2 separate regions of the Mus musculus genome follow, and region 2 is linked to region 1. Evidence: chromatin loops called from intact Hi-C (ENCODE). Cell type or tissue: left cerebral cortex. All regions are shown on one strand. Each heading gives the region's core, and the rest is flanking DNA. Links, peaks and the distances in the headings are about the cores only. Region 1 overlaps B430306N03Rik (RIKEN cDNA B430306N03 gene). Region 2 has its middle 17 kb from the start of Treml1.

Region 1 (15,884 bases), core at 2,885-10,884:
AGCGCTGGAGAGGTGGAGACAGGAGGAACCTTGAGGCTCACTGGCAAGGTCCAGGCTAGTGAGAAACCCAGTCTCAAAAATTAAATAAAATAAAAGTGAAGTGGATTACACCTGAGTCAAGATGGCTAAAAATATCTTTTAACCTCTGCAGGCAGGTGTACACATGCAAACATACAAACAATACAGATACATGTGTATAAAGACACATTTTACAAAAGAACACTGGGGGCTAGTCAGATGGCTCAGTGGTTAAGGGTGCATGCTGCTCTGACAGAGTACCGGTGTTTGGTTCCTAGGATCCTCATCTGGTAGCTCACTAAAGCTGGTAACTCCAGCTCCAGGACATCTAGTCTCCATGGTGACTGCACTCACCTGCACATATCACCCCTGCCACATACACAGAACTGAAAATACTAAAAATCATGAGATGAAAGAACACAGGAAACAGAAGATGTCACTTACAGTAACTCCTGCCCCATTCACAACACAGCATTGGTTTTCTGTGCAGGGAGAGTAGATGGTGCTATTCTGAGTCCTTGTTTGCTGGCCCCAGGGTTCCTTCTCTTCCAGGGCTGGAGGGTGGGGGGTTGGGGAGGTGAGAAGACAGATGCTGAACTCACTGTGGTCTCTTACAGCTTCATCCACAACCACCTGGAGGACAACAACCCTGGCCTCTACCCACAGCCCCGTCACTAACAGGTACTGCAGGCTCCCTGGCCTGTCCCCCATCTTGGGCTTCCTCCCATTCTCCTAACTATAGTTCTCCAAGTAACTGTCACTCTGATAGATACCAACTCTCACAGGATGGACGGAGTCAGATAGTCACTTCTGACCATTTTATATAGGCTCAGTTTTCTCATCTGTGAAATGAAATTACAATGATATTTCCATATTTGTATCTATCTATCTACCTATCTATCTATCTATCTATCTATCTATCTATCTATCTATCTATCTATCTATCCATCCATCCATCCATCCATCCATCCATCCATCCATCTATCTATCTATCTATCTATCTATCTATCTATCTATCTATCTATCTAACTATCTAACCATCCATCCATCTCTCTCTATCATCTATCTATCTATCTATCTATCTATCTATCTATCTATCTATCTATCTATCTATCTATCTTCTACTTATCTTCTATGATGCAGGTTGAACCTGAGACCTCACATTTTCGGGGCAGGAGTTTTGACTCTCAGCTTTCCGCTATTGATTTTGAGACTGAGATCTCATTTAAGTCCACCCAAGCTGGCCTTTAATTCACTCTACCACACAAGCTGACCTTGAACTTTTGGTCCTCCTGCTTCAGCTTCCTGTATCTGGGGTGATGGGCCTGTGCCTCTAGCCTAGGCTCTTGCTATTTGCAGCTGCCTAATTCCTTGTCACAGGAGGCTGTTCTGTACCTCTTAAGATAGTTAGCAGTGTCCTTGGCCTTGAATGGCCAATGGCCAATGGCACAAGTGTCTTTCTGAACACACTTGTGGTCATTAAAAATGCCACCAGACACTACTAGATGTACTTTGAAGGACACAGCTATCCTCTCTTCAGTACCACTGTCTCCTGGAGTACAGTGAGGGTGGACTGGGGTGCGGGTGGCAAGGATCCCCCCATGTGACTACATTGCTGTCTTTACCTCTGCCATTCTTACAGCCCTGTCTTGTCCTTCAGTGTGAGCAGGGCTCTTGCCAGGAAACTGTGTTGAGTCTGGAGAAAGGGCACTAGCTGCTGTTCTTGGTTTCATGGCCTGGAATCTTACCCTACCGGCTGATGGGTTTCCAAGCCCTGGGCCATTGGCCTCTGCCACCTGCTTCTCTCCAAACCCAGCTTCTGAGAAGATGGTGGGCCCTAGGCTCCTGCAGACCACTCCTTGCCTAAATAGATTAAACCGGAAACGAGTTGAGCGGAGATGTCCCTGAGAACACTTCCTTTTTCTCTATGGCCTTGCCATTCAGATACCTTCCCTAGAGGCTGCTCCGAGACAACCAGATGTGGAAGGTCTTGTCTACCTCCAGGTGTTTCTTTAGACCCCAAGTAGGACATATTGAAGTGCACTTAGCTGGCAGAGCTGTGTGTCAGGTCCCCTAGTGCTCCTGGGAGCTGACTGTCTCACAGAGAAGGGCTGAGGTAAAGCTACAGGATGGGAACAGGGGCCCCCCCGTGAAAGAAAGAGGCTGGAGCTAGCAAGTTCAGAGACCCAAGAGGAGCTAAGTGACAGGAACAATGGAAACAGGAAAAGGAACAATGGCTTGTGACATTATCAACATTACCCTATTCTGGAGACTGAAGGACTTAGGAGGCTGCATATGAGAGTGGTCCCTTGCCCTGCTGAGCAGGAGACCTCAGAAGAGGCCGGGTTGGGGGAGAACCTGTGGGGACTGCAAGCCCGGGGAAGGTTTTTTGGCAGGAGGTGTGCTGGGCTCTGAAACTCCTTACCTGGCTAACCCTTGTTCAGAAGCTTTCCAGATAGCCCGATGTGGAAGGCCATCGTTGCTGGGGTGGTCGTGGCTGTTCTGCTACTGCTCACATTCGTCATCCTTGTGATCCTGTACCTGAGGAAAGCTCGAAGAAAGGCCCTGAACGGTGAGCCCGTCCTGCTTGGTTTTGACGACAAGGAAACTGATCTGAAAGGCAAGGTGTCTAAGTGGCTTCCTTGCCCATTACAAGGTGGCAGGCCAGGGGTCAGGGGCTGTGGGTAACATGGGGACGATGACATACCGGCCCTACTCAGCTTTCAGGTCGGCTTACCTAGGGCACCTCAACAACCCATCCATTTGGTTACGACAAGGTGTGCTAGGATTTTGGCTCATATACATTTTTCATCTTAATTTTTTATTCTTTTATTTTGTGAGTATGGAGGTTTGGCTTGCACACATTTCTGGGCACCATGTGTGTGCCTGATGCTTATCAGATCCCCTGGAGCCAGAGTTACAGGAGAGTTGTGAGCCACCTCCTCGTGAGTGCTGAGATAACATGGGTTATCTTGAAGAACAATACACTCTCATAACTACTGATCCATCTCTCCAGTCCCCACTTTTTTCAACTTTACAATTAGCAACTTGTTAATAAGTTTATATAAAGGACTGTCTGGTTAAATGATATTGAAATGCATGTTGCTATCATCTTTAAATTTTGTTTTTCTCAATATGAAGGAAGTGCAGAGAAGTATATAGGTCAGAAAATACAAAGTAGCAAATATGTAAATATGTAAAAATGGCTCAAAGGGCACAGTGTACAACACGAGGAGCGTGGGTAAGATTAGTAGGTCAATAGGTCATACCCTATATTTTTGCCAAGTAGGTAGCTTGTAACTGCTCTTGCCAGATAGTTCTATGGACAACAAGACTAAATGTGTGAGCGGATCAGAATACTCCTGGAGCTTGTGAACATCATTCTTTTTAAGCTCAAAAAAAAAAAAATCCTTAGAAAGGAGAAAATTTGAACACACGTTTGCATTCCGTGTTCATCTCGGAGTATGTGTGAGTGTGTGTCCAGGAGCGAGGGTGGGAGGTATGTTCACAGGAAATGCCACACTTTACACTGAGGGCTCTGGACACAAGAAACCTGAAATCCAACCTCTTACTACCTATAACCACACTGGTGAACAGATTATAGTTAAATCTGATGTTTAAATCTGGAATCTACAGGGAGTGCCCGGAAACTGATCAGGGAGGTGAGCGGGAATGTACAGATTAATCACGGGCAGCCAGGCTATCTGGCTTCTTAGAGTCCCTGGACACTACTCAGTGCTGGGTACTTGGAGGCTCCCTAGGCAGAACCTATCCTTCGGCCAGGCGCTGGCCTCTCTTCCAGCCTGTGGTTGCCATGGGAAGTGGGTAAGTTGGTACATGGGAGGTCCTTCCACTAACCTGGCTGGTTTCCTCACAGTTCAGAACCAATGTCACCCTATCTATGAAGACTTTTCAGACCAGAAGGAGGAGACCACTGTAAGTAAAAATGACTCTTCCCCCAGGACTTAGGGAACCCTGGCTTTCTGGTGTACATCTGTGCTTGTGAACTTTGACCTGCACTGCACTCGGTTTCTCTTTACTCAAGTGGTGAGATGCACTCATGACTGCTCATGTACTCATGACCCGCTTCTGTGCTTCCTTTTTATGCATTTCTTCTCCTTGTGTTTCCCAAACCCGAGAGAGAGAGAGAGAGAGAGAGAGAGAGAGAGAGAGAGAGAGAGAGAGAGGACGCAGACAGAGACAGAGAGAGATCAGAGAAAGAGAGAGAGAGATTGGTAGAGCTGTTGGCTATCACCTCAATGGGAAACAGCTTTTCCTGTGTCTTAGGTGCCCAGTCAGACTACAGAGCAGCTGCCATTGGTCCAATCAGTGCTGGAAAACGCTTGATGAGCCATGGTTCTCTAAGTCCTCCTGAGAACTAGGTGGCTTGGGTAATTCTATCTCACCTACAGGTGTGAGATCCACAGAATTAGGAGGCTCCAAGGTCATCCAACCCAGCTGTCTGTATAACACTAGAATCACCATGAAATGCGTACCCAGCAAGTCCCTGTCTAACTCAGCCCTAGTCAAGTTTAAACGTGCATATGGTTCCCTTAAAGAACTCGCTAAAACAATTCTTGAAGAGTAATAGAAGCAGCAAAATTGGAGCAGCAAAACACCTGGACTCTCAACACACAGCCTCATTCCATGTCCACCTCAGAGTGCGTGTGAGTGTGTATCCAGGAGCGAGTGTGGGAGGGTGTGTTCACAGGAAATGCTGGTAACCCCAAGCCTTATGAGGCTGAGTCATGGTGCACTCCAATTTCAAGCCAGCCTGGGCAACATAAGGAGACCCCAGTCTCAAAAACACAAGGCCAGGGCTGTAGCTCAGTGGGAGTCTTTGCCTTGTGTAAGTACAAGCAAGACCCTGCATTCCATCCTATCATTGAAAAATATGCAAATCAGTGGTTCCTTAGTCCCCGCCCACAGGGCCTTTGTTTTCAGGGACCTAGAGCAAGGCTTGACTGCAGTTTAAAACTGGAACCTAGGAGGGAGGCCAGTGCTTCTCAGCTCAGTGACAGGGAGGCAACGTTCCCAGCCATCTTCCCAGAGGCTCTACCAGCCCAACGTCACATCCCATCTCTTTTTAAAGAAAATATTTATTTATTTTGTCTGTCTGAGTGTTTTGCCCACATGTATGTATGAACACCAAGTGTCTGCAGTGTAGAAACGGGAGTCAACCCTCCTGGAACTAGAGTTAACAGACACTCCCATATGGGTGCCGGGAACTAAACCCAGGTCCTCTGGAAGAGTAGCCACTGTGTTCAGCCACCCAGCAATCTCTTCAGCCCATGTTCAACATCATAAACTCTGTCTGTGTCCCTCCACCCAGTCCTGGCTCCACACAGGCCACTAACCACTCGAGCTATTCTTTCAACAAACATTTTTTTCTTTGATTTTCAGAGCTTCAATCAGCAGACCCACTCCAGTGAGGACACTGGGACCATCTGCTATGCCTCTCTCATCCACCTAAACCGTGTAAACCCTCAGGACTCCATCTACAGCAACACCCAGCCCTACCCGAAGCCCTCTCCTGACCCACTTCTGACTGTGGAATATGCCAGCATCTCTAGAAACAGACTCGGCTCTTCCAAGCCAGATTACCCAAGAGGTGAAGACCAGCAACTGAGGGCTGAGCTCCCAGGGCAGTGAGCATGTAGGTACAACGCTACTGTCCCTGTGGAGGGGCAACTTCCTACACAGAGTTAAGATGGCCTCAGATGACAGAGGACACACTTTCTTCAAGGAAGGTGACTGAAAGTGCCATCCAGAAGGACTCTGGAGCCCTGTTCTCACCCTTCTGGAGGCCTAGGACCAATGCTGCTAACACATTCTGTGTGGAAGAGAGATGGGTCGGCGCCTCTGAGTGACCTTAACCTCCCTTCCTTGTGTGACCACCACTTCCTTCCCCCCTGGTTCATGAAATCGAAGCCGGTTGCACAAGTTCCTCAGGAACTTTAGGCAGAACTATGACATTCTGCCCAACCCCCAATCCCTCCCACACCAGCCTGACCCTTGTTTCTAAAACCATCCTGCTCAGGGAACTCTGGTGACCTTGCTAGGATGAATACTAAGATGTAGGCGGTGATCTTCTGAGGTATTTCCAACCATGTCAAAAGTGGGAACTTCCTTACCATAGCCAGCCACACATCTCTGTCAGAACACCTGGGCTCCCCGGCCTTCTAGAGGACTAGCATTCACTCTGCAAACTGTGTCTACCTGTACCACCTAAGACCACACGCTCCTTCCAGGGTCCTAGCACTGAAGATGCTGTTCCTGGACGCGGACTGCTCACCCCTATGAGGCAGACCCTTGGGGGGGATGGGGTCCCTATGAGGCAGACCCCCGGGGAGCAGGGAGATGCAGCTACAGAGAAGGAAGGGATGCTGTGAGTGTGGCCCTGTTCCTGAGCACTCTGCCTCACCCTGCCTGCCCATGCCCTCCTCCTATGATGCAGATTTGCCTGGGGGAGACAGGATGCTTACCACCTCCAGCCTCACACCCAACTCCATCTCGCTCCTGGGTTATTGGTCTCTGCTCCTGATTTCAGTTGACCTGTGGTCCTTCGTGCCTCCTAACTGCAGCCGTGCTCTTGGGCCATGCTTCAGTCAACACCGTCTCCTGGAAGCCTGCTTTCTATTGTACATTCCTTGAATTGCTCTTCTTGGCTATGGCTCATCCTGAAGGTTGGGCTTCTCATGAGCTGTCAAAACCCAAAAGGGTTTTTCAGACTGGAGCTCCTGGTGCTGACTAAGCAGTATTCGCTGGGTCAGTATCAATAGATACTTAGGACTCCCAGGACCTACACTCAAGCTTGAGGACAAGAGAGATTGATTGTAGGATGTAGTTGGGAATACTTATAATGTGTCCCTTTGCCTCTATATGGATGAAGAGCCTAAACGCTCCTATTTACATGCATTCCTCCATTTTACAGATGGAGATATACTGAGGCACGGGGAGACTTGGTCTCACAGGTAATAAACGGTAAATTGCCGATGATGTTGATTTTTGCCACTGCACTTCTGGTTCCTGCTCCCTCACGGATCTCTTTGTGTATGTGCTGGGGGAGACATCTGAAGGGACAGTGGAAATCAAGGCTTAGATATAGGGATACACTAGGGGAGTGGGACCCGAGCGACAGAGGCCTCAGGATGCAACAGAGGACAACAGTGCAGCTTACACTGCTGAGACGTTGGAGGCGAGACTGAGCCGGTTCTAGACATCCGCTACCACTGAAGGCTCCGAGGCCTCTCCAGAGCGTCTTCTCACCTCTTCTTAGCTCAGGCCTCTGCAGCAAGCCAGCACCCTGTGCCAGGGGTGTCTGAGGAGAAAAGAGGCGTCTCATTTCCTGTTGCTGTGATAAAATACCATGAGAAAAAAGAACTTACATCAGCAAAGGGTGAGTTGAACTTACAGTCAGAGGGTACATTCCACAACAGTTGGGAAGTCCTGGCAGCAGGAGCCGGAGGCAGCTCGCCATGTTACATCTCAGTCAGTAAGCAGGCAGTGGTGATGGCTGGTGCTCAACTTCCTCTCTCCTTGTTTGTGTGTGTCTGTGTGTGTGTGTGTGTGTGTGTGTGTGTGTGTGTGTGTGTCTAGGTGGCACATGCATACAGGTTCCCCCCTCTTGGAGTCCAGGACCCAAACCTAGGTTACGGTTTGCCTACCTTCAGGGTGAGTCTTCCCACTTCCATTAACCTAAGCTAGATTGTCGCTCACAGGCCTGGACAGGGGCTTGCCACCTTGGTGATTCTAGACCTTGTATTGGCCATCCCAGAGGAGAGACACTTCTTAACCTTTTGAGCTCCCAGAGGTTCCAACATGTGTTTGTGTGTGAGCTGTTCCTGAGGGTCGGTCTTCATTCTCCCTGCCTCTTGCTCAGGGAACCCCAGGTGATAGCTAACCTCTCCTTTATGCCTCAGGGGCATCTCAGGTCACCTCAGTGAGATATTCCTTTGTGTAATTCCATGGCAATAACAACAAAAGAAAAACAACACCAAAGGCTGGAGTGGCAATGTGTGCCTTTCATCCCAGCACTTGAGAGGAAAGATCACAGTGAGTTCAAGCCCGGCTCTGCTTTACCCAGGTCAACCAGGGCTGCATAGCTAGACCTTGTCTCAAAACATCAGAGGTTCTTAACAAAACCATAGCTAAAGATGACTTGGGAGAACAGGCTATGGAGAGATGAGATGGCCTTACCCTGCCAGAAGCCAAAACTCACTCCCAAACTGTTCACGTTTACCGCTGTATTTGGAATGGAAAACTGGCTGAGGCTACCGAGCTAAGAACAGACTGAGGCACTTAGAGCTGTGTGGGAGGTGTGGGCTTTGACTGAGCAGACATTCCCAGTCAGGGGAAAGGCTGACGCAGCCACTCTCCCATATTGGGGAAAAAATAAAATAAAATTAGATTCCTGCCTTATGTTTTACACAGAAATACATTCCAGATGGAGCAGGAGCTAAATATAAAGAGATGAACAATAAAACTTTTGGAAAAAAAAATAAGCATTTATATGAGCTGGGCATAGTGACACATACCTTTAATGCCAGCACCTAGGAGGCAGATGCAGGTGGACCTCTGTGAGTTTAAGGCCAGCCTGATCTACATAGAGATCCAGGATAGCCAGGGCTACATAGTGAGAACCAGTCAAGATAGATAGATAGGCTGAGCAGTGGTGGCGCATGCCTTTAATCCCAGCACTTGGGAGGCAGAGGCAGGTGGATTTCTGAGTTCAAGGACAGCCTGGTCTACAGAGTGAGTTGCAGGACAGCCAAGACTATACAGAGAAACCCTGTCTTGTAAACCAAAAACCAAAAACCAAAAACGAAAAACCAAAAACGAAAAACCAAAAACCAAAAACCAAAAACCAAAAACCAAAAACCACCAAAACAAGAAGGAGAAGGAGAAGGAGAAGGAGAAGGAGAAGGAGAAGGAGAAGGAGAAGGAGAAGGAGAAGGAGAAGGAGAAGGAGAAGGAGAAGGAGAAGGAGAAGGAGAAGGAGAAGGAGAAGGAGAAGAAGAAGAAGAAGAAGAAGAAGAAGAAGAAGAAGAAGAAGAAGAAGAAGAAGAAAAAAAGAAGAAGATAGATAGATAGATAGATAGATAGATAGATAGATAGATAGATGATTTTCTTTTAAAGTTTATATGATTTCAGGGTAGAAGATTTCTTACAAGCTAGCAAAGGCATAAACCATACGTGGTTTTTTACAAAGTCACATATTTGACTGGATTCAAATTGAAAACTTTGGCACGGAAGGAGATGCTGAAACAGCTACAGGATGAGCAGCATAAACAAAGACAGGCCCCACAGTGCACATCGCTGGGAGGAGACCACTAGCCCAAGCTAAACAGACATGGCTTCCAAATTCATAGAGAGGGGCTGAGGTGGCTTATAGAGGGCAGGCCTGACCACCCAAGTTTAGTCCAGAGATCAATAACAAGGTGGATGGAGAGAACCAAGTCCACAGTTAGCCTCTCCCCTCGCATTCATCGCACCCCCACCCCACCCCTCTTCACTGATAGGCTATTTCTCTGCCAGTGAAATGAGATAATGCAAGCCAGATTACAATATATTAAAGGCAGGTTTAGTGAGAACTTGCTCTCAGGCAAGTTCACTGACCCCAAGGGCCGAGGCCACTAAAGTCACCATGGTGGGGGATTGGGGGTGGGGGAGAGACAGGGAGAGAAGGAAAAGAGAGCTGGAGAAGCCCAGAATGCCTGGATTATTCAGGGAAGAGCCTCTGAGGGAAGGTGGGCCCAGCCACTGAGCGGGGAAGTTCAGGGCTAGGTATGCCAGGTAGGGACTGAGGGATCTTGGAAGAGCCTGGAGGCCAAGTCTGCTTTGATATACAAAATATGCATCTCAGTCCCTCGTCCCAGGTTTGAGACCAAACATTCACTAACAATCTGGGGCCAGGCAAGATGTCGCAGCACATAAAGGTACCTGCCACTACTCCTGACTTTGATCCCAGAAACTCACCTCGTGGAAGGATAGAACAGACTCCCCGAGGTCCTCTTCTGACCTCGGCGTGTCCCCTCCATAATAAAATGGTGTACTTGTTCTCATTGAGGAAAAAGGACAAACCGTTTTCAACTTCAATGTCGGGAAGACTAAACCCGCAGAGCCTTCACAAGCCTTCCTGAGACAGTGCACGCTAGAGGGACACCATATTTTTAATTTCACTAGCAATAGCACTCAGAAAGACCTCACATCTCAGCCAGAGAAACACTGATACCCAGCAAGCTCCCTGGAGTCGTTAGATGTAGGGCTGGAGAGGTGGTTCAGTGCCAGGGTACTTGTCTGTTTTGTTAAAAGTGCTGGGTATAATATATATTTATAAACACAGAGAGATACCAGATTCATAAAGGTATACATAAATGATGCACACTGTCTCTTTCTCTGTCTTGTCCTAGTCTCCGTTCTCTTCCCCTTCCTTCCCATCTGTTTTCTCTGACTCTCTTCCCTTCTTCTCTTCTTTCTGACTCTGTGGGTCTGAGGAACCCAACCCAAGGCCATGCACACATTAATTAGAAAGGAGTTCAATCACTAAGCTGTATCCTGAGCCCTGCCTTCACATCTTTGAATTGTGAAGAGTCCTAATAATCATGATTGGAAAATCATGTAGTTCTCCCAAATAGGGAGGTGCAAATGGTCTTTCCTGCAAAACCACTGTAGAGTCTGTGTGGGTGTCAAGTTTCTATGTCAATATTTATAAGACAGAGAAAACAACATTTAAATGTGGACATGGAATGAAAAAAAACACCTCAAATACAGTGTGTGAAGTCAAATATACAAACCTTGGTGTGAAGGACAATCAGTGTGAAAGGTCACTTCACCCTGTGTGTGGCTTTTTCATCACCTGGATTGGAGCCATCTTTCTCCTCCTCTGCACTCCTTGTTTTCAAGTACACACATCTCAGCCAGTAACCCTGATGCCCACCAAGCTGCCTGGAGCCCTCAGATGGGGCACACGTAAAGTGCACACTCTCTGTGGGCTTCACTACATCCTCTGTATGCTTAACTAAGACACTCTGATGGACCAGCCCGATTCCAGCTGAACATTAAGAGCCATCTTGTTACAAGGTCAAAATAATTTCATTTCTGTCTTCTGTAAAACTTGGATTTAACCAGGTCTTGACCCATCTTCTGGAATTTGACATGTTCCACACCCTGTACCCTGACCTCCACCCTGATAAGGTGTTCTGCCAAATAATTTTGAGGTTTTCAGCTAAGTTCCTATGTAACCAAAATTTCTGGAAATCCTCCAACCCTTGAAAACCCTCTAGTCTTTCTAGTATTTTGGGGAGGGAGGGCTAGGGGGTGTAAAAGGCTCCTACTTTTTCCTATGTTCAATGCTATTTCCTCAAACCCTACTTTAGGGAGCTAACTTTATCTAATAGAAAATAAAGCTTGCTTAACTTGCCCAAAGAATTTGAGTATTGTGTTTTAGTCTTGTTTGGGGGATTAGCAATTGGGAGCCTCAACAAGACCCCAACCCAAATTCTGAGGCTGGACCTTCACTCTGGGCTGTAGATGGCAATGTTGCCTCCAGAGGCAGTGTGCATCTTGCAGATGTTCCAAGGAGCTGAAGCATGCTTTCAATTTGGTGGCACTCAGAGGCAGAGGCAGGCAGATCCCTGAGTTCAAGGCTAGCCTGTTTTACAGAGTGAATTCCAGGACAGCTAGGGCTACACAGAGAAACCCTGTCTCAGGGAGAGAGGGGAGAAGGGGGTGGGGAGGAAGGGAGAGGGAGAGGGGGAAGGAGGAGGAGAGGAGGAGGAGGGAGGAGGAGGGAGGTGACGAGGGGGAGGGAGGGGGAGAGGGGGAGGGGAAGGGAGGGGGAAGGAGGGGGAGGGGTGGGGGAGGGGGAGAGAGCAAATGAATGAGATCCCAGGCCACCTCCTGACATGGTGCCTCTCATCTCTTTGATCAGATTTTGGTGCCACCCTGACAGCAGGGACCAGCTTCTCTAGTTGAGTCTTCTGATTAAAATATAATTTAGAAGGACCAGCAGAGGTTTAATATCATGAGATAGGATCTGGACAGGGTTTTAGACAGATGAAGATGGCAAAAATCTTTATTATTCTAAATAAAAGATTTAAGAAAGACCTAAAGACTTAGGCCACAGCCATAGGCACAAAGATACATGGTGAAACACACAAATCCAACTGAAGTCTGTCACTGTGCCTAGCAAGATTCTCCCTCCACCCGCTGCGTTACTTCCTTGTTATTCTTGTTATTATTTTTATGGGGAAAAAAGAGGGGGACTTTTTCCAGAAGACTTTGCTGGAATGTTACATGAAATGATTTCTAGGTAGCCTCAGATATCAACAAACATGTGTGCAGTTTTCATCAGGAAAAGAGCCAATGGCTATCTGAGAAAGTCCTCCTAGAAGCAGGCTCCTAAGCTACGGAACCTGATGAACACGGCTAAATGAGGCTCTGAAGCCAACCAGAAGGAAGATGGCATATAACAGACCAAACCGAAAGCAGCAGAGAGGACAAATGACGATTTAAACGTTTCTTCTTAAATGTCCTCACATTCATTGCATCTGCATTTCTCAAACCAGAGATGCTGTGTCATTTGAAATAAGCAAAAGGTCTTCTAGTAAGTTTGCCAATCCTAGTTTACACTTTACATAGAGAAGTAAGCCTAAAAGAATCCCATTAAATTCTGCTCTCTCGGGAAGCTCTAGCACAAAGACAGCATCTTAAAGCCTGTCTTGCCTCGAAACGAAGACGCTGACTTTGGTGACAGACACCAACTTGTTGCTGGGTCTGCAGGACTATAAGAGAGGATGAAAGCCCAGATAATCCCTGTGTGGAGTGCTGGTGTGCTGGCTATAGGTAGCAAGCTATGCATCGCTAAAGACTGGCTCTTACTGCTGGATGTAGCTGAAGTATCAATGGCTACTGCATTTCCAGTTAAATTCTACTGGGCCTACAGCACACCCAGTGTAGACCATGCACTACAAGTTTGGTGTTTCTACGGGATACTGTTGAAACGAAAATGCTAATCAATTTAGGATTAAGTTTGAGTCCTAATCTTATAAAAAAAATCATGAACTTGCTATACAAAAGAAAATTAACACATTAAGTTTGGTAGTCAGTCACATTATAAACGACAAACTTCTTCAATTTGTAGAGAACTGTAGTCATGCAGGATGCATGACTTACTTATAGGAATAAGCCTTATCTAGACTTCCAGGTATGTTTTCAGGGTTAAGCCTAAAGCAAATAACTAAAAACAAGTAAAGTTTATTTAAAATCTGGTATACTTAGTAGACTGCACTCAAAACCTCTCAGAGATCTGCTGAATACAACATTTAAAATGTTTAATGGGCAAAGCTTCATATAATAGATAGAAATGCCAGATCCTAGCCACAATCCTAAGGTCTCTAAAGAAGATAGTTGGGGACATACAGGTAACAGTAAGTCTCTGTCATTTTATTGATATAGAGGCCGTTAGGATTATACTCCCCACTATAGTTTATCCTTCTTAATTTCTAGTAATTTTAGATCTTCTTAGATCTCTGATGCTGTTGGCAGCTAAGTGTTCTTCACGGAACAACAGCTGCCTGGTGTCTGCATTTCTAGAATATAAGAATCTAGCCTTTCTAGAGCCATTGGGTCTCCTGATGAGAAAGGCAAATTCAACAGAGAGGTTGGCCTGACTAACAGGCTTCACGGAAAAGGATAGACAGGTTTCCGATGAAACTCTTTACCATTCCTCTATTTAAAGGACCTTGCAGTAACCAACCACCTGTGTACCCTGGGAAATGGTTGGAATAAAAACGGTTTTAAATTTATGTAAATTCTGAGGGTCTAAGAAAACTCTTCTAAAGTAATGCAAGTTACATAAAGTTCTGAGGATAGGAAAACTTAAATGAATTATGAAGTTCTAACAATGATTTAAGATACAAATGTGTTACTCTCTGCTGTGGTCACACTACGGTTTCAAAGGCTCAGAGTTTTAGCATTGATCAATGGAGTTCTGATAATGTGGCAAAGCACTGACCACTGTTATCAGTCACAAGCTCAAGACTTTAATTACCTTGGATTGTCTTCTAAATATAGATTTGAAGGTATTTCTCATCATTTAAGAAAACATTTCTGTCCTATCTATATCCAGTCCTCTGGGCATAGAAAAAATGTTCACACTTTTTAACCCCAAACGAAAACTTTTGTTATGACTCAAAGCCACAAGTCTACCACAGACAACCTGTTAGCTGCTCTTTCTACAATGTGGATTTCAGTATGAATTGCAAACAATGGTAATGCTAATGTTACTAAAACTTTTATCTTTTTTTAGTTAAAGATTCATATATGCTTCAGGGAATCCCCAACTTGCTTCCACCGGTCACAGAGCAATTGGAGACCAGATAAATATTTCTGCCTGATGCCTATGCCAAAAGGAAAATCTCCAAATGTAAGATCCAAGTTCCTTAACTTTCTTTTCTATCCCTAGTCTATATCTGTGCCTGTGGAGTTCCGCTCAGCTGATAAACAGCATCCAGAAATCAGCTATGAACTACCAACTGACCCAAGGGTGAGCTACATCTTAGCCCTACAAAACTGGAAAGCACTTCACTTGCTGATAAGGAATGTGAGCCATTCCATCTGATGTGATTGTTCCCTGTTGTCTTTGGCTGGGACAGTGAGCCTGATGCTTCGGATGAAAACCTCTTTGCCCTACCCCCTTTCTGGGCTTTGCCTAATGAGTCAGCCTTCCTGGGCCCTGATGATGGCGTTCTAACTTCAGCAGGAAGTAGTTAAGAGAATGCATTGCCCCTTATCCTCAACGGAGGCTAGAATGTCAGATCTAAAGGCAACTTCTTCGCAAGGGGAACAAAATGACTATATGTATTGGCATACCGGGCTCTCTCATTGTTAAAAAAAAAAAAAAAAAAAAAAAAAAAAGGTACCTGTTGAAACCAAATAGAGCAAGGTCTATCAACAGCTAGATTCATTAGCTAAAATAGTTCTACAATATGTTAAGGTACTTGGCCTACTCTATACAAAGAGCAAAGAAGAGGACTTTAAGAAAAATGTATTCTTTCTATGCTAACCTCTTGCGCGCTTCCGACTCACCAGCAAGAACTACGCTGCAACAGGATCCTGCTGCACACGTTTATTGGGAGAGCTTGATTGCAGAGGCAAAGAGACCCCGAGCCCAGAACTGGTGCTGCTTATATAGGCATAGGAGAGGCGTGTCTCACATCCAGATTGGTTATGCACTAAGCCTCATTTGCATGTTCCTCATCTGATTGGTTATTCTCTCTCAGTACCTCACCGAACATCATTAACATACCTCATTTGCGTGTCTCACATCTGATTGGTTATACTCTCAAAACCTCATTATCATGCCTGGGTCAGGCAGTGTCTTGGCAAAAAACTTTACTGCATATGTACACATTGGTTGTTTGCCCAAACTTATGCGTGGTGTCCAGCAGTAGCCTGCGCCACCCTGCAACGACACATGTGGCTTCCCACACTAACCAATCAGACCAAATTAGAGACCCTAGCTATGATACAAATTTTGTCTCTTGCCAAATAGAAAATGCTAGTATAGAGAGTTGGCCTGGTGCTGCTAACATACTCAAATGCTAAACACCAGTCCCCAAGATCTGGGTGCCATCTCAATGAGCAAATTCTCTCGTACACCAAATAATGTTGTATAAACTTTGCTCGCCAATCTTCTCTGAGTGGTTAAATAAAAATGGCCACAGCCGATTACTAGGGAGAATGAAGGTAGGTGGTGATTTCCTTAACAGGCTGGAGGCTGCAGGCAAGGACCATGAGAGAGAAGAGGGAGGAGAAAAAGGAAGAGAGGAGGAGGCTGCTGTAAATGGAGATGAGCCATGAGA
Region 2 (15,884 bases), core at 3,471-11,470, 51 kb after region 1:
CTGGACACAGAGCATGCCTGTACCCCTATGACCCTGGAAAATGACAAGGCAAATCACCACAGCCTAGTATTGACTGCATTCCAACTGTGAGTTCTTGGAGAACCTACAGGGAAAGGGTTACAACTCTTAGCTCTGTGCTATTTACTATCTGTCTTAATTAGTGTTTTGTTGCTGTGAAGAGACACCATGACCACAGCAACTCTTATAAAGGAAAGTTCTTTAGTCAGAGTTCTCTAGAGTCACAGAACTTATGGAATGTCTCTGTATATTAAGGGAATATATTAGAATGATTTACAGCCTGATGTCCAACTAGCAATGGGCAGCTGTAAATGGGAAGTGTAAGAATCTAGTAGTTTCTCAATCCCACGGGGCTAGGTGTTCCAGCTGCCCTTCTATATAAACTGGAATCCTGAAGAAGTAGGTTCCAACAGATGTGTTGGCAAGTAAGTGCAAGCAGGTGAAGAAGAAGGCACCTGCCTTCTTCTAATGTCCTTATGTAGGCCTCCAGCAGAAGGTCTGGCCCAGATTAAAGGTGTGCACCACCATTCCTGGATTTGGAACTTACTCTCTTCAAAGCTGGCCTTGAACTCAGACTTGAACTCAGAGATCTGCTTGGGATTAAAGATGTGTAGCACCTTGCGTGGGCCTAAGCTTTCCATACCCACTATGCCTCAAGATCTGAATCAAAAGCCTGTGTCTTTCAGCCTCAAGATCTGGATCACAGGTGTGCCCTCCATTTCTGGATTGTAGTTCATTCTAGATATAGTCAAGTTGACAACTTGGGATAGCCATCACAGAAAGCATTTAACTGCAGCTGGCTTCCATTTCATAAAACCTCAAAACCCACCCCCGGGGATATACTTTTTCCAACATGGCCACACCTAGTTCAACAAGGCCACACCTCCCAATAGTTCCACTCCCAGTGAGCCTATGGGGGCCATTTTTATTCAAACCATATTACCCTCCCTGGTCCCCATAAACTTGTAGCCATATCATGCATTTAGTCCAACTTCAAAATTCCCATAGTTTATAACAGTCTCAATAATGTTTAAAAGACCAAAGTCTCTTCAGAGACTTATAACCCCTGTAAAATCAAAATTAAAAAAGATCACATAATTCTAACATACATTGGCACAGAATTCCAAAGGAGGAAAGGGAGTGTAACAAGGAAATGTGTAACAAAGTCAGACTGAAAACCAGCTGGGTAACCTACAAACCGCATCTGATGTCTGATGTCAAAGTGCTCTTCAGAGCTCCAACTCCATTAAGCTTTGTTAACTGCAACACATTCTTTCTCTTGGGCTGGTTCCACTCCTTGTTAGCAGCTTTCCTTGGCAGGTATCCCATGTCTCTGGCATCTCCAACATCTTGGAGGTCTCTGAGGCTCCCGGCTTCACCTTTACAGCTTCATGCAATGGCCTCTTAAGCCTCCATATAGGGACACCCTCTCCCATGAAATACACCTGGCCTCAGTGGCTTTTCTTAGTTGTAGAGGGAGATTCCATAACCCCTATCTCATATTCTTGATTCTAAAGCCAGAACCACATGTCTGCAGCCAAGTTCTGTTGCTGTCTGGGGTTGCAATATAGCCCCTTCGTTCAAATACATTTCCACCAGTGTCTTAGTTAGGGTTTTACTGCTGTGAACAGATACCATGACCAAGGCAACTCTTACCAAAACAACATTTAATTGGAGCTGGCTTACAGGTTCAGAGGTTCAGTCCATTATCATCAAGGCAGTGTCCAGGCAGGTATGGTGCAGGAAGAGCTGAGAGTTCTACATCTTCATCTGAAGGCTGCTAGCAGAATACCAGCTTCCAGGCAGCAAGGATGATGGTTGTAAAGCTCACACCCACAGTGACATACCTACTCCAAGGCACACCTACTCCAACAGGGCCACACCTTCTAATATTGCCACACCCTGGGCAGAGCATATACAAACCATCACAACCAACTTTCTATTTTCAGTGGTTTCCGTCACTGTTTAAGCTTAACTGTCTTGGAATTCACTCTGTAGACCAGGTTGGCCTTGAACTCAGAGATTTGTTTGAGTCTGCCCCTTAATGCTGGGTAGGATTAAAGGTATGAGCTAAATGCCTGGCCTTAAACTTTTCTTTAATTTCTTTTTATAGTTTGTAAGTTTCTCTGAGTGAGGTCTTGTCCTGAGGACACCACTCCCCTTGTTCTTTTTTTTTTTTTTAAAGATTTATTTATTATTTTATGTAAGTACACTGTAGCTGTCTTCAGAAACACCAGAAGAGGGAGTCAGATCTTGTTACGGATGATTGTGAGCCACCATGTGGTTGCTGGGATTTGAACTCTGGACTTTCGGAAGAGCAGTCGGGTGCTCTTACCCACTGAGCCATCTCACCTGCCCCTCACTCCCCTTGTTCTATTTAGCATCAGTTTTTCATTAATCTGTTAGCCTACATTTACTACATTGTGGGTTCTTCTTTCTTCCACCCTCCTCCACCTCTTTTATTCTACTCTTTCAACCTCCTAACACTGGATAGGAGAGAAAAAAAAAAGATATTGGGCAAAGTGGGCAACGTTACTGTTAGACTATGTCCTGGCAACTAGGGACATCGAGTTCCTTGGGGCAAGTTAGATATTTGCTAGCAGGATATCTAATTTCTTCTTGTTATTTTTTTTCTTTGTGCATGACTACTTAACAAACTTTGACCAACGACAACCAACCAACAACCCATCTACCTCTAAGGACCCCAGCATTTATATATCCTCTGAAAAGTCCCCAGAATTCCAGATGTCACTCAATTGCAGAAACTGTCTGCAGCTGGCAAATCCACATCCTAGTTAGAGTACAAGGCAAATCATAGTCAGCTGCTGTGGACAATCTGAAGCAGCCCCATATCCCACACCTAGGATTACAACAAAAACTTATTCTAATAATATTTCTGTGTTTTTTAAAGAAGCAAAAAATTCTCTCTACACAAGACTTAGACCTATTATACTTCCTGGTGCCCTTTTCTCCTCAATCTGTTTATTTTATATTTTTTCCTTGCTCAGCTTGCTCATTTTCATTGCAAATCTGCACAAGACTGGCAAGAACAACACAACACAGTTAATACTCTACTGTTTTGAAGTCTCCCTTGACAAAGCTGTTAATCCAAAACTCTTCCATTTAGCCTCAGGCAGGGTTTTTGGACAAGGGCAAAAGCTACATTCTTCAACAAAATATCACAAGAATAATCTCCAGGCCATTTACTAATATTCTTCTTTTCTGAAATCTCTTGAGCCTGGCCCCACAAAGTTTGAATTACCCTCAGCACTGTCTTCTATGTTCCTACTAGGATGGACCCTTAAGCCTCACTCAAAGTGTCCAATCACTTTTCTAGTGCAAAGTCCCAAACTGTTCCATATTCCTCCAGACAAAAGTTATTCAAGATATTGAATAGCTTCTGGAGGGGCATACAATAACTTAAATGAGTTCTGTGTGCCCCTAAATTTCCACCCTTTCCCACAAAGCCAGGATGAGACATTAACATGTAGCTAGGGAGAAGTGGGAACCCTTACCCATGTTCCTTTGAGAGATTATTTATTTATTATCTTTATGTGCACTGGCATTTATGCCTGCATGTGTATCTGTGTGGAAGTGTCAGAAGTCCTGAAAGTGGAGTTACAGACAGTGGTGAGCTGTCATGTGGGTGCTGGGAATTGAATCCAGGACCCCTGGAAGTGCAGCGAGAGCTCTTAACCACTGAGCTATCTTTCTGCCCACCCCCCACCCCCTACCCCCGCATCCTGAGAGATTAAAACATTAAAGCTCAGTGTTAAATGAAATGCAGATAGTCATCAAAGGGCCATACAATAATCCCGTGGGCAGAGAAGGCAGCTGGGACAAGTTATGTTGTCAAGGTAGGAATTGGGGTGAGGACACATGGAAAAGAGGAACAAAGAAGACCTAGAAGGGAGACACCTGCAAGTGGCATTTGCTCCTCAAACCTTAAAAGACAGGGCACAGGCTATGGCTTAGGGACACGCCCATGATGACCTGTGGTCCAAATGTTGGGGTCCATCTGAGGTCTGGATTCCTTAGGAATACAGCAGAGACCTACACAAGTTTTATCCTTTTTATTTTTTATTAATTTTTTTCACACAATATATTTTGATCACATTTTTCCCTCTCTCATCTCCTGCCAGATCCTTTCCACCTCCCTACCCACCCAACTTCATGTTCGTTCTCTCTCTCCAAAATACAAAACGAAACAAGATTTTTGTTTGTTAAGATGTATCTTCCTTATTAAGCAGCAGATCTCAGTTAGTAGTGAAGCAGGTCAGGCCAAGGGCACCATGACCTTGGGGGATGTCGGTCCATCGACTCTCCCTCGAATGGACAAAGAAAAACTGCTGAACAGTTAGGGAGCTAGGAAGCCAGTGGAGGAGATGAGGGGGAGCGTATACTTTCAAAGCAATCCTGCATCTTAAAGATCACTTCACAGTTCTATTTATACAGAGAACATCTGTGACCGGAATCAGAACTGTCTCCAGGCGTAGCATGTGGGAAAATGCCTGGGGGAGTGTAAGATATCTGAAGGCCTGCCATTTTCCTACTTTCCCGCAAGCACATGGCAAAGGTCAGGGCACAAAAGACCATATTCACAAGTTCCAAATCAGCTCCAGTTGTTGTTTTCACTCCACATCCCCCGACTGTAAGATACTGCTTCTTGGTGAGCATACCAGAGTCAGAAGCATACAAATAGTCATTGGTGGGGGTGGGGGTGTGGGGAGGAGGGTAGTGCAGGAAGATGGGGAAGAAAGGAGCATGAGGCAATGTCAACCAAACTAAGTATGTGAGAAAATGCCATAAGGAAACTGGCTACTTTATATTAACTTAAAAATAAAATAATCTTCCAGGAGAGATGGCTCTATGGGTAAAGACGCCTGCTGGGTAAGAATGGGGACTTGAGCTTGGATGTTATCAACACCCACCTTAAAAGCCAGCTCCTCCCCCCTCCCTGTTTCCTCTTCTGATCCTCCCAAGAGGTCCCCCAACTGCTCCTGGTTGCTGTTACTGTGGTTTGATGAGAAATTGGAAATATCCTAACGAAGAAGATTGGATTTGCCTCAAGGAAACTCAATACCCATAATCAGCAGGAAGTAGCCTAAAAAGGTCTACATCCCCTTTCCCTTTTAACCTTCCTTCTCTTTTATCAAGTGTTAGGGGGTTGGAAGGGATTAGGGTGGAATGAGGGTTGGATGGGAGGTAGATATAAGAATCCAATAAAATAGTGTAAGAAAATACACCAATAGTAGCTATGGGCTTGAACTCTCAGATAGCCCCAAACCCATCACATCTAAGCCTCCTTTCTCCCATCTGATGGAGACACTGAGATAGCCAAGGTAGGATCTGGTGTAGCCTAAGGCTTGAATGACCATGGCCATGGTCAGCAGTCCCTTTCTGAAGAATTCTTCTTAATGAACAGCTGTGCACAGAGCGGCCACTTCTCTCTGTGTTCTGAGAGGATTGCTGGAATTCTACAGAGGCACCAGCAACCTGAAGAACACCTAACAATCCCACTATGCATTCATTCAGTGTTTCCATGTGGCTTTGTTCTTGTGTCAGCACCTCTGATAGTGTCTGGGCACTCTGTCCATCAATCTGCCTGCCTGCACTGCTCCTCCATGCTTCTAACCTTATTCCCACTGCTTGACTTTTAGATGAATTCCTTTCTCTCTGTGCTGCTCCTTCTACATCTCAACCCAAGGTTTTTCTCTTCAATAACACAGACCAGCGCCTCTGCCTCTTCTTTGCTTTTTTCTAATGAAAGACCCCCAAGACTTGCTCTTTAGAGCCCTTCCCATCTAATCTGCTTCCTAGATCATTATTTCAACCACATACATATCTAACACATGAATGGATCACCTCTTTCTGTGCATATATACATGTCAACCTCAAGAGTACTTCCTTGAGTACCCTCCATCTTAACTTTTACATCAGGGTCTCTACCAAACATGTGCTTTTTTAGCTAGGCTAGTGTGGGAAGCCACATGTGCCGTTGCAGAGTGGTACTGACTACTGCTAGCCACCACGCATAAGTTTGGACAAACAACCCAACCAATGTGTACATATGCAGTAAAGTTTTTTGCAAAGACACTGCCTGGCCCAGGCATGATAATGAGGCTTTGAGAGTATAACCAATCAGATGTGAGACATGCAAATGAGGTATGATAATGAGGCTCTGTGAGGTACAGAGAGAGAGAGAGTAGCCAATCAGATGAGGAATATGCAAATGAGGCTTAGTGCATAACCAATCCAGGTGTGAGACACGCTTCTCCTAGGCCTATATAAGCAGCACCAGTTCTGGGCTCGGGGTCTCTTTGCCTCTGCAATCAAGCTCTCCCAATAAACGTGTGCAGAAGGATCCTGTTGCAGCGTCTTTACTGCTGGCCAGTCCGGGGCGTGCAAGAGGCTAGCTGGCCAGGAAGCCAAAGGTAGACCTCACTGTCTGCCTCTTCCTTCCCAGACCTGGGATTAGAAGTGCATGTGGCCATACCTGTGGGTTCTGAGGCTTAAACTCAGGTCCCCATACTTGGGTGGAAAGCACTTTAGAGCCATCTTCCTAGTCCCCACCTCTAAAGGCTCTCTTTTACCAACACTGCTTTCTTTGTGTATCTAGATCACCATGTCCTCTTGTTTTCCTCTTGGCTTACAAGTTATTCTTGGGTTCTTTTGCTAAACCAACCTTTTAACTTTTTTTTTCTATACTCATTCCATTAATATCCTGTGCTGGGTGGTTTTCCTCAACCTGATCCAAATATGGACATAGATGGAAAGAGGGACTCCTCCATCAGATTGGCCTGTGGCCATGTCAGTGAGGCATTTTCCTGATTCCTATTTTATGTAGAAGGGCCCAGCCCACTGGGGGTGGCTACATTCCTAGGAAAATTAACTGTAAAGAAAGCAATCCAGAGGAAGCAAGCCAGTAAGCAACGGTCCTCCATGGTCTTTTTTAGGTTTCAAACCCGGGACTCCTAACCCTAACCCTGTTAGTACAGAGGCATTTCCACTGGCATGCTTTCGGGAACCTATTGCTTACGTTACCACCTATTGGCACCAGGTGTGCCAAAAGTGTGCTGCAGATGAAAGGACCCCAGATCTCTCTATCTCTCTCTCTCTCTCTCTCTCTCTCTCTCTCTCTCTGTCTCTCTCTCTGTCTCTGTCTCTGTCTCTCCATTTCTCCTCTCTGTGCATGTGCACTCTCTTTTTCTCTCTGCTCCCATCTCTCTTGTCTTCCTGTCTGTAAGGCAATTTCCCTGACCTTGTTCTCTGAGACCAGTGAACCTGCTCAAGAACTGCCCCCAATAAACCTGCTTTTATATTTTTAATTTGGCTTGAATTGGCTTGTTTTATCCATGGAGAAAAACTATTATATTAGTTTCTGCCTTCAGATTCCTACCTTGGCTTCTCTCCATGTTGGGCTGTGATCAGTAAAATAGATGCTTTCCTCCCCAGGTTGTTTTGGTCATGGTGTTTCTCACAGCAACAGAAAGCAAACTAGGACATGCCCTCCCTCCATACCATAGCTTTCAGGAACATCGATTCACTGATGTCAGACCCACACACTCAGATGCCTCCTCCACAGCTCTGTCTGGCTGCCTCACAGGCATCTCCAGGCACATGCCTCTCAGTCTTCCCCAAAATCTGTTTTTTCTGCATCTCAGAATAATTTTCATCTGTCTTGAGACTCAGGAAGTAGATCTTGGGATTATCCCTTGACTCTTGAACATCTCACATTCCAGAACAGAATCACAAATGAATTGTGCTAGAAATAACTAGACAGAATGGCACCCCTTCCCACTCTATTGCTACCATGGTCCAAGCTTGGAGGACACAGTGAAAAATTATATATATATATATATATATATATATATATATATATATAGTATAGCTTATATATAATATATAATTTGTCACTGTGACTATATATATAGAATATATATACATATACCAAGAACCATGTAGAAAAGGCTATAACAAGCGAGTGAGTTTTCTGGAGATAGCCCACTGTTTTGCATGACTGCCATGGGTGCTCTCGGAGAGGCATAGATCCCAGAGACTTTGTCCCAGGATTGCTTCTCACTGCTGATATGCCTGTCCTGCTACTACTATTACATAGCCTAATGATTCCTGGGCATCAGTCCACCTTTTTGGGAGAATCAATATGAAGATGTACTTTCATGTAATAATGCTGTTTAGATGAATTGATGAATTCATAATTCCTGATAATGATTGTCTAGAATTCCTGAATTGATACAAGTAATCTCTGTAGAATAAAAGCTACAAATACAGCCCTGTAAACCTTCATGTTCCTGGGCTAAACGCACTAGGAAAAGAAAGCAGACTTGAAACAAGTATATGATCAAGAAGAATATTTCTTCTAGGTTAGGAATGGGGCCACTATCTGGTAACTAAAGGTCACAAAATGGGAATAGACAATTTATTGTAGGTGTAAGGACAGAAAATAAATTATTGACTAAATTAGCTATACAATACTTCAAAATAATAGGACACAAGGCAGATAATTTTTCTCGTCACAAAACCTTGCTAACTTGTGATATAAAAACTATTGCTTTGAACTTATAATGAACTTGTGGAGTTAGTAAACAGATAAGGAATGTTTAGTTAGGTGCTAGTCTTAATGGAAAGACAAGTACACAATTCTGCTGTAACTCCTTAAACTTTATCAACCTATGACATGAACTATTGCCTTATACTTACTATGAACTTATGGAATGTAAAAGTGACTAGAAAACCATGTAATCAATTATCCTGCTGTAACGGTTCTACCTGCTATGGGTAATTTTTTTTTTGTCTAAAAGGTATAAAAACTAAGAACAACAATAAAGTAGCAATGTAACCCTTTTCTGCTTCATTCAGTGTATGTGTGTCTCTGTGTGTATCTGACTTCCTTTCCTTTCCCTTTCCCTTTTCCCTTTTCCCTTTTCCCTTTTCCCTTTTCCCTTTTCCCTTTTCCCTTTTCCCTTTTCCCTTTTTTCCCTTTTCCCTTTTCCCTTTTCCCTTTCCTTTCCTTTCCTTTCCTTTCCTTTCCTTTCCTTTCCTTTCCTTTCCTTTCCTTTCCTTTCCCTTTCTTTCCCTTTCTTTCCCTTTCTTTTACTTTCCTTTACTTTCCTTCCCCTTCCCCTTCTTCCTCTTCCCCTTCTTCCCCTTCCCCTTCTTCCCCTTCCCCTTTCTCTTCTTCCCCTTCTTCCCCTTCCCCTTCTTCCCCTTCCCCTTCCTTTCCTTTCCTTTCCTTTCCTTTCCTTTCCTTTCCTTTCCTTTCCTTTCCTTTCCTTTCCTTTCCTTTCTTTTCCTTTCCCTTCCTTTCCCTTCCTTTCCCTTCCTTTCCCTTCCTTTCCCTTCCTTTCCCTTCCTTTCCCTTCCTTTCCTTCTCTCTCTCTCTCTCTCTCTCTCTCTCTCTCTCTTTCTCTGTAGCTCAGAAAGAGTCAACAATCTCTGAGCCTCTTGCCTGGTCAGACAAGCAGCCTCTGAGTTAAAGAGTATAGAGTCTAAGTAACTACATTTCTTTTCTTAATCCCATGCTCCTCCCAGCAGGAGTTAATTGCCAGAAGCCTTCAGATTTTGGCCTCAGAATAGCAAAAGCTATTCTGAATAAGAATAAGAGAGAATTAAATAGCCCAAAGACACCAGCTTTTGGTCCCCATTAATGCCACACCTTGCTGCCTTCCTTAGCTTACTCTGGATGCTAAGTTGGCTTTTAGTATCATATCTTGCTCATTTTTATCCACCATCTGCTCATTTTTATCCACCATCTAACATCTATGTGGTTATCCTAACGTGCTACATGTGTCCCCAGAGCCACGATCAGTTTCTGGAACCAGCATGCTTTTTATAATGAACATTAGAATTATAACCACCTGTTTTCCTTCATTTTCCTAAGTCAGTGGTTCCAATACTTTTTACAAGCACAGACTCTAGGAGAGTCTGATGAAAGCTATAATTATCCCTATCAAATGATCCTGTTATTAATCCATATACTGATTGGATGCTTTAGAGTTTGGTGTTTAATTATTACAGCTTTTTTACATCTTGTATACATATTTTTTTCATCCTTGCCTAGCTTCTAAGTAAGTTCTAGGGATCTGAACATGGGTCCCTTTGTTCACAGCAATGCTCTTACTTGCTAAACTATCTCCCTAGTCTCCTGGATATGAATCTTGTCTGATATATTTTGGATGTGCTGGCTGGTTTTGTGAACAGTTCTTGACACAAGCTAAAGTCATTAGGGAGGAAGGAGTCTCAGTGGAGGAAATGCCAAGCAAGCCCGTAAGCAGCACCCTTCCATGGCTTTTGCATCAGCACCTACCTCCAGGATCCTACCCTGTTTGAGTTCCTGTCTGACTTCCTTCAATACTAAACAGCAAAATGGAAGTATAAATCAAATGAATTCTTTTCTGCCTGTGGTATTTTGAGTTAAAATGGCCTCACTATACCTCTAGGGTGTGGCATTACTAGGAGATGTGTCCTTGTTGAGGAGGTGTGGTCTTGCTTGAGGAAGTGTGTCTCTGTGGGAGTTAGGCTTTGAAATCTCAGCTCAGGCTACTTCTCTTTCTGCTATGTGTGGATCAAGATAGAGAACTCTCAGATCCTTCTCCAGCACTATGTCTGCCTGCACACTGCCATGTTTCTTGCTATGATGATAATGGACTAAACCTTTCAACTGTTAGCCAGCCCCAATTAAATATTTCCTTTATAAGAGATGCTGTGGTCGGGGCCTAGCAAACACAGAAGTGGATGATCACAGTCAGCTATTGGATGGGTCACATGGCCCCCAATGGAGGAGCTAGAGAAAGTACCCAAGGAGCTAAAGGGAACTGCAACCCTATAGGTGGAACAACAATATGAACTAAACAGTACCCCAGAGTTCTTGTCTCTAGCTGCATATGTATCAAAAGATGGCCTAGTCGGCCATCACTGCAAAGAGAGGCCCATTGGACTTGCAAACTTTATATGCCCCAGTACAGGGGAACGCCAGGGCCAAAAAGGGGGAGTGGGTGGGTAGGGGATTGTGGGGGTGGGTATGGGGGACTTTTGGGATAGCATTGGAAATGTAAATGAGGAAAATACCTAATAAAAAATGTTACTAAAAAAAAAGAGAGAGAGAGAGAGAGAGAGAGAGAGAGAGAGAGAGATGCTGTGGTCTTCACAGCAATAAAAACCCCAACTGAAACAGAAGTTGGTACCAAGTACTCGGGTATTTCTGTGATAGGCCTGACCATGCTTTTGTTTGGAGGAATGTAGACTTTGGGGCTTTAGATTAGAAAATTAATTGGATTCTTTAAGTGAGGCTTAATGGCCATCTTAGTTGAAACATGGAAGACAGTGGTTGCTGCGGATGATTTGAACGGTGGGGGCTGGGTGGGGGCTGGGTGGGGGCCTGGGTCAAGAGGTTTTAGTGGAGAAGAATGTTAATATGTGCCCTAGGAACAGTTCTTATAATATTTTGGCAAAGAATCTGACTGCTCTTTACCCTTGTCTGAAAAACCTGCCTGAAGCCAAAGTTAAGAATTTTAGATTAAGTCTATTGGCAAAGGAAATCTCGAAATAGTCTAGTATAGATGCTGTGGTGTGATAACTAATGTCCACCCTTATGAAGAGTGTCTTTATGAAATAGACCAAGCCTAGCATGGAAAAATATGAAATGTGCAGTTCAAGGAGGAAAAAGGGTACCAGGAGGTGCAATGGAGCTAAATTCTCTGTCTAAGGAGATTAAAAGATTAAGCAAAAGCCCGATGTTAGATGGCATAAGCACAGCGGTGATCTCAGGATGAAACTCGACCCAGCTAAGCTTTTATTTTGTGAAAATGAATGAAGGAAAAGCTTAGGTATTGGCATGGTAGTACACACCTTTAATTCCAGTACTCAGTAGACAGAGACAAGTAGATTTCTGAGTTCAGGGCCAGCCTGGTCTACAGAACAAGTTCCAGGATACCCAAGCTTAGGTAGTGAAGGAATCCATTGAGAATAGATCTGGTGAAGATGTAAATGAACAAGGGGGGCCATGTTCTAGCCTCAGCAAACTGCAGAAACTGGCAGCTTTTGGCTAAGTGGCTCTGGTTTTAGAGTCAAGGATAGAAGAAAGGGGTTATGGACTCTGCTTCCATCACTAAGGGAAGCTTCTGAGGTCAGGAATTTGTCAGGGGTGTCCCTACATGGAGGCATAGAGAGGCCATTATGTGAAGCTGTGAGGGTAAAGCCTGGATTGCCTTGGGGACCTGAAGATGTTGGAGATGTCAGATTTGTGGGATACCTGCCAAAGAGAGCTGCTAACAGGGAGTGGAGCCAGCCCAAGAGAAAGAAATGTGTTGTAGTCAACAAAGCTAAAAGGAGTTAGAGATCTGAAGAGTGCTTTGACATTAGAGTGGGAAATGCAGAGTTTGGAGTTTGCCTAACTATTGCTTCTTAAAAGGACCTTGATTTGCTGAAGAATGATACCCCAGACTCAAATAGTACGAAACAGCAAAGAGTGTTTATTCTGCAGCAATCCAGCATGCAGGGGTCTACCATACATCAGGATGGAAGACAGAGCTTTGCAGGATGTCTTGGGGTTTTACTGCTGTGAACAGACCAAGGCAACTCTTATAATATCATCAAGGCAAGAAGAATGGCATCCACGCAGACATGGTACTAGAGAAGGAGCTGAGAGTTCTACCTCTTGTTCCAAAGGCAAACAGGAGATGACTGGCTTCCAGGCAGCTAGGTTGAGGGTCTTAAAGCCCACATCCATAGTGACACACTTCCTCCAACAAGGCCACACCTTCAAATAGTGTCACTCCCTGGGCACTATTCAAACCACCGCACAGGGTCAATTTCAAGCCTTTAAGGTAGGAGTGGGTGACTTTTACTTTCATTTGATTTGTTGGGCCTATCTCCAGGGGTGTGAGTGCCTTTGTGATTGGTTAACGCTCTGGGGGATTTTGGGGACTTTTGCTGAGTAACTCAGGCTAGCTGATGGGGCAGCTCCTGACAGCTCCTAACTGGCTGCTTGTAAGGGGTGGTTTGTCTTGGAATTGACTTGTTTTGGACTTCTCAGTTCTGGGAAACAGAAACATAGGCTTAGTTTCCCACACTGGCAGTTTGCATCTTGTCATGGGGTCAACGTGGCTCTGGCTAACACAGTCCTCTTAGTTTTCTGTCTTGCTATGGTCCAGTATTTCCTCACCGCGCTCCTTTTCCTGCCTTTGGTATGGTGATGTATATCCTGTGCCATGATACTTTGGAAGTGTGTGATCTGCTTTTTGATTTTGATTTTACAGGGGGTTACAGTTAAGAGACTGAATAGACCTTAGAAGAGACTTTGAACTCTGGACTTTTAAATAAGTTTAAGATTGTTGTAGACTACGGGGACTTTTGAAGTTGAACTGAATGTATTTTACATTATGATACAGATACAAGCTTAGGGGGCCAGGAGTGGCATGTGGTGGTTTGAGTAAAAATATTCCTCATAGGCCTAATGGCACTATTAGTAGGTGTGGCCTTGCTGAAAGAAGTGTGTCACTGTGGGGATGGGCTTTGAGGTCTCAGAAGTTCAAGCCAGTTCTCTCCCTGATGCATACAGATCACATTGTAGAGCTCTCAGCTAATTCCCCAGCACTATTTCTGCCTGCACACTGCCATTTCTTGCCATGATACTAATGAACTAAACCTGTACTGTACTGTAAGCCAGCCCCAATTAAATATTTTCCTTTATAAGAGTTGCCATGGTCATGGTGTGTCTGTACCTAGCAACAGAAGCCCTAAGACACTCCAACTTGATGTTTGCACAGGATGTGTTATCACAGCAACAGAACCCCTAAGATACTAGACAAAGGTTGTTTTTTTGTTTTTGTTTGTTAGGCTTCCCCCCCCCCCCCCCCCCCGTATCTTGTAGGCTGTTTCTTTACTCTGGTAATGCTTTCCTTTTCTGTATAGACGGATATGTTTTTTGACATGGTTATTTGACATACATATAGTCAGAATGAGTATCTTTCCCCATTCCCTGTCTCAGGATATTTGACCTCATTGTGAACAGGGAGATTGTGAACTGGTTTTAATTGTGGTGGCTCAGCCCTTGATTCTAGAGCTTTCTGTTTACTGTAAACAAAAATCTGTGCTATGGGCCAGAGCTTTAATCCAAGGGCTAGATAAAGTCAACCCTAGGTCAAGAGGAAGAAGCCACCAGGCAGCCAGTAAGTGAACAAAAGTAAACAGAAAGGGAGATCTTTACATTGAAGGCTATTCGAGACAGCGTGGAAGAGAGAGAGCTTTTCCTTAGGAAAGTCAGCAGGGTGTTTTCTCTGCCTCTTCGAGCTAGCAGGTTTTCACCCCATCATCTGGCTCCTGAGTCTTCATTGGTAAAATTGAAGGCTTAGACTTTTGTTTTTCAAACAATTTCCTTCCAACAGGCTTTCTACCATGTATAGCCAAGGCCCTCTCCAAATGCTCTTTTGAACACACACACACACACACACACACACACACACACACGAAAACCTGTCTGTGAGCTGTGAACAAGAAACCCTATGCAGACACATGAGAAATGGTGTCCAGTTAGGTCTAGTTTATTGGAAACTCATGCTAAAAACAGGAACTTGGCATTGTTCTGCCTAGCACTTGATGTTTCTGAGAAAAGCCCAGGAACTGCTCATCCCAGCCTGACTCCTGCACCATAGTAGCCATGCAGGTAAATTTGTGACTGTTGGTTGTGGCCTCCATGCAAGAGTGTCAAGAGGCAGTGTGCCCAGCTTCTGCTGTGAAACACAGGATGGTCACACCCTACTCTGCTAACACCCACCTTTCCTTTCCGCATAAGAGCTTCAAATCTACTCCTCATGGGGCCATCTATAGTCTTTCAAACCCAGAGATGTCTCCCAATCTTCCCGATTTGAACCCCATGTATCATTTTAAGCCATTCCTGTCAATGAGGAAATGATATTTTAAAAAACGTTTAGGCTAGGGTGATGGTTCAGTTGGTAAGATGCCGGTGACAGCAATGAGGACGTGAGTTTAGAGCTCCAGTATCCATGTAAAAATGGAGGTGTGTGATGCTATGTATATGCTTGACCCAGGGAGTGGCACTATTAGAAGATGTAGTTTTGTTGGAGTAGGTGTGTCACTGTGGGCATGAGCTATAAGACCCTTGTTCTAGCTGCCTGGAAGCTAGTCTCCTCCTAGCAGCCTCCAGATGAAGATGTAGAACTCTCAGCTCCTCCAGAACCATGCCTGCCTCGAGGCTGCCATGTTCCTGCCTTGATAATAATGGACTGAACTTCTGAACCTGTAAGCCAGCCCCAATTAAATGTTGTCCTTATAAGAGTTGCCCTGATCATGGTGTCTGTTTACAGTAGTAAAACCCTAAGACAAGGTGCATATCTGCAATTCCAGCACTGGGGAGGCAGAGGCAGGGGGATCCCTGGAACTCAGTGGCCAGCTACTCTAGCCTAATCAATGAGTGCCAGGTTCAGTGGGAGAATCTGCCTCAAAAGCTAAAGTGAAGACTGATAGAAGACACCTGGCATTGACCTTTGGCTTCCACAAGCATGCACACAGATGTGCGCACACACCCAGAGGTTCACTCTTTGGTTTGCTGTTTGCCACATAAAGGTGGTTTGTAGACAGAGAATATCTTGTGTATTGTATGGATGTATCAAATGTCAATTTAAAACAACAACAAAAAAAACTACGGTCAATAGGAAAGGGTACAAGGTGGGACATCCAGGAGGCAGAAAGCATTCTGGGATAGAGCGAGGCTCGGGAAACTTGCCCAGGAAGATGTGACATGTCGGGCACATGGTACCTGAGCACAGGTAACCAGTCACATGCCAGAATGTAGGTTAAAATAAATGGGTTATTTAAAGTTTTATCTA

What was found. Peaks named below come from ENCODE experiments on the same cell type or tissue, not always from the same donor. Only the 100,000 strongest peaks of a DNase experiment are listed, where the experiment ranks them.
Region 2: it touches region 1 in a loop (10-fold over the local background); 4 of 42 quality-filtered maps call a loop at or near these places.

The regions. Positions count from the first base shown.
Region 1 is chr17:48,318,516-48,334,399 of GRCm38, forward strand. B430306N03Rik (RIKEN cDNA B430306N03 gene) reads left to right here. Exons shown (of 6, transcript NM_177083.4): 3 at 636-699; 4 at 2,463-2,590; 5 at 3,896-3,954; 6 at 5,422-7,996. The coding sequence ends at 5,670. Among named protein-coding and RNA genes, the nearest start is that of B430306N03Rik, 10 kb to the left of the region's middle. In left cerebral cortex, for the core only: no CTCF peak of the experiment used is centred there; DNase peaks (open chromatin) are centred at 4,710, 5,905, 7,428 and 8,337; H3K27ac peaks cover 1,226 bases.
Region 2 is chr17:48,368,708-48,384,591 of GRCm38, forward strand. No RefSeq gene overlaps it. Among named protein-coding and RNA genes, the nearest start is that of Treml1, 17 kb to the left of the region's middle. In left cerebral cortex, for the core only: no CTCF peak of the experiment used is centred there; DNase peaks (open chromatin) are centred at 4,475, 4,920, 6,842 and 7,607; H3K27ac peaks cover 2,682 bases.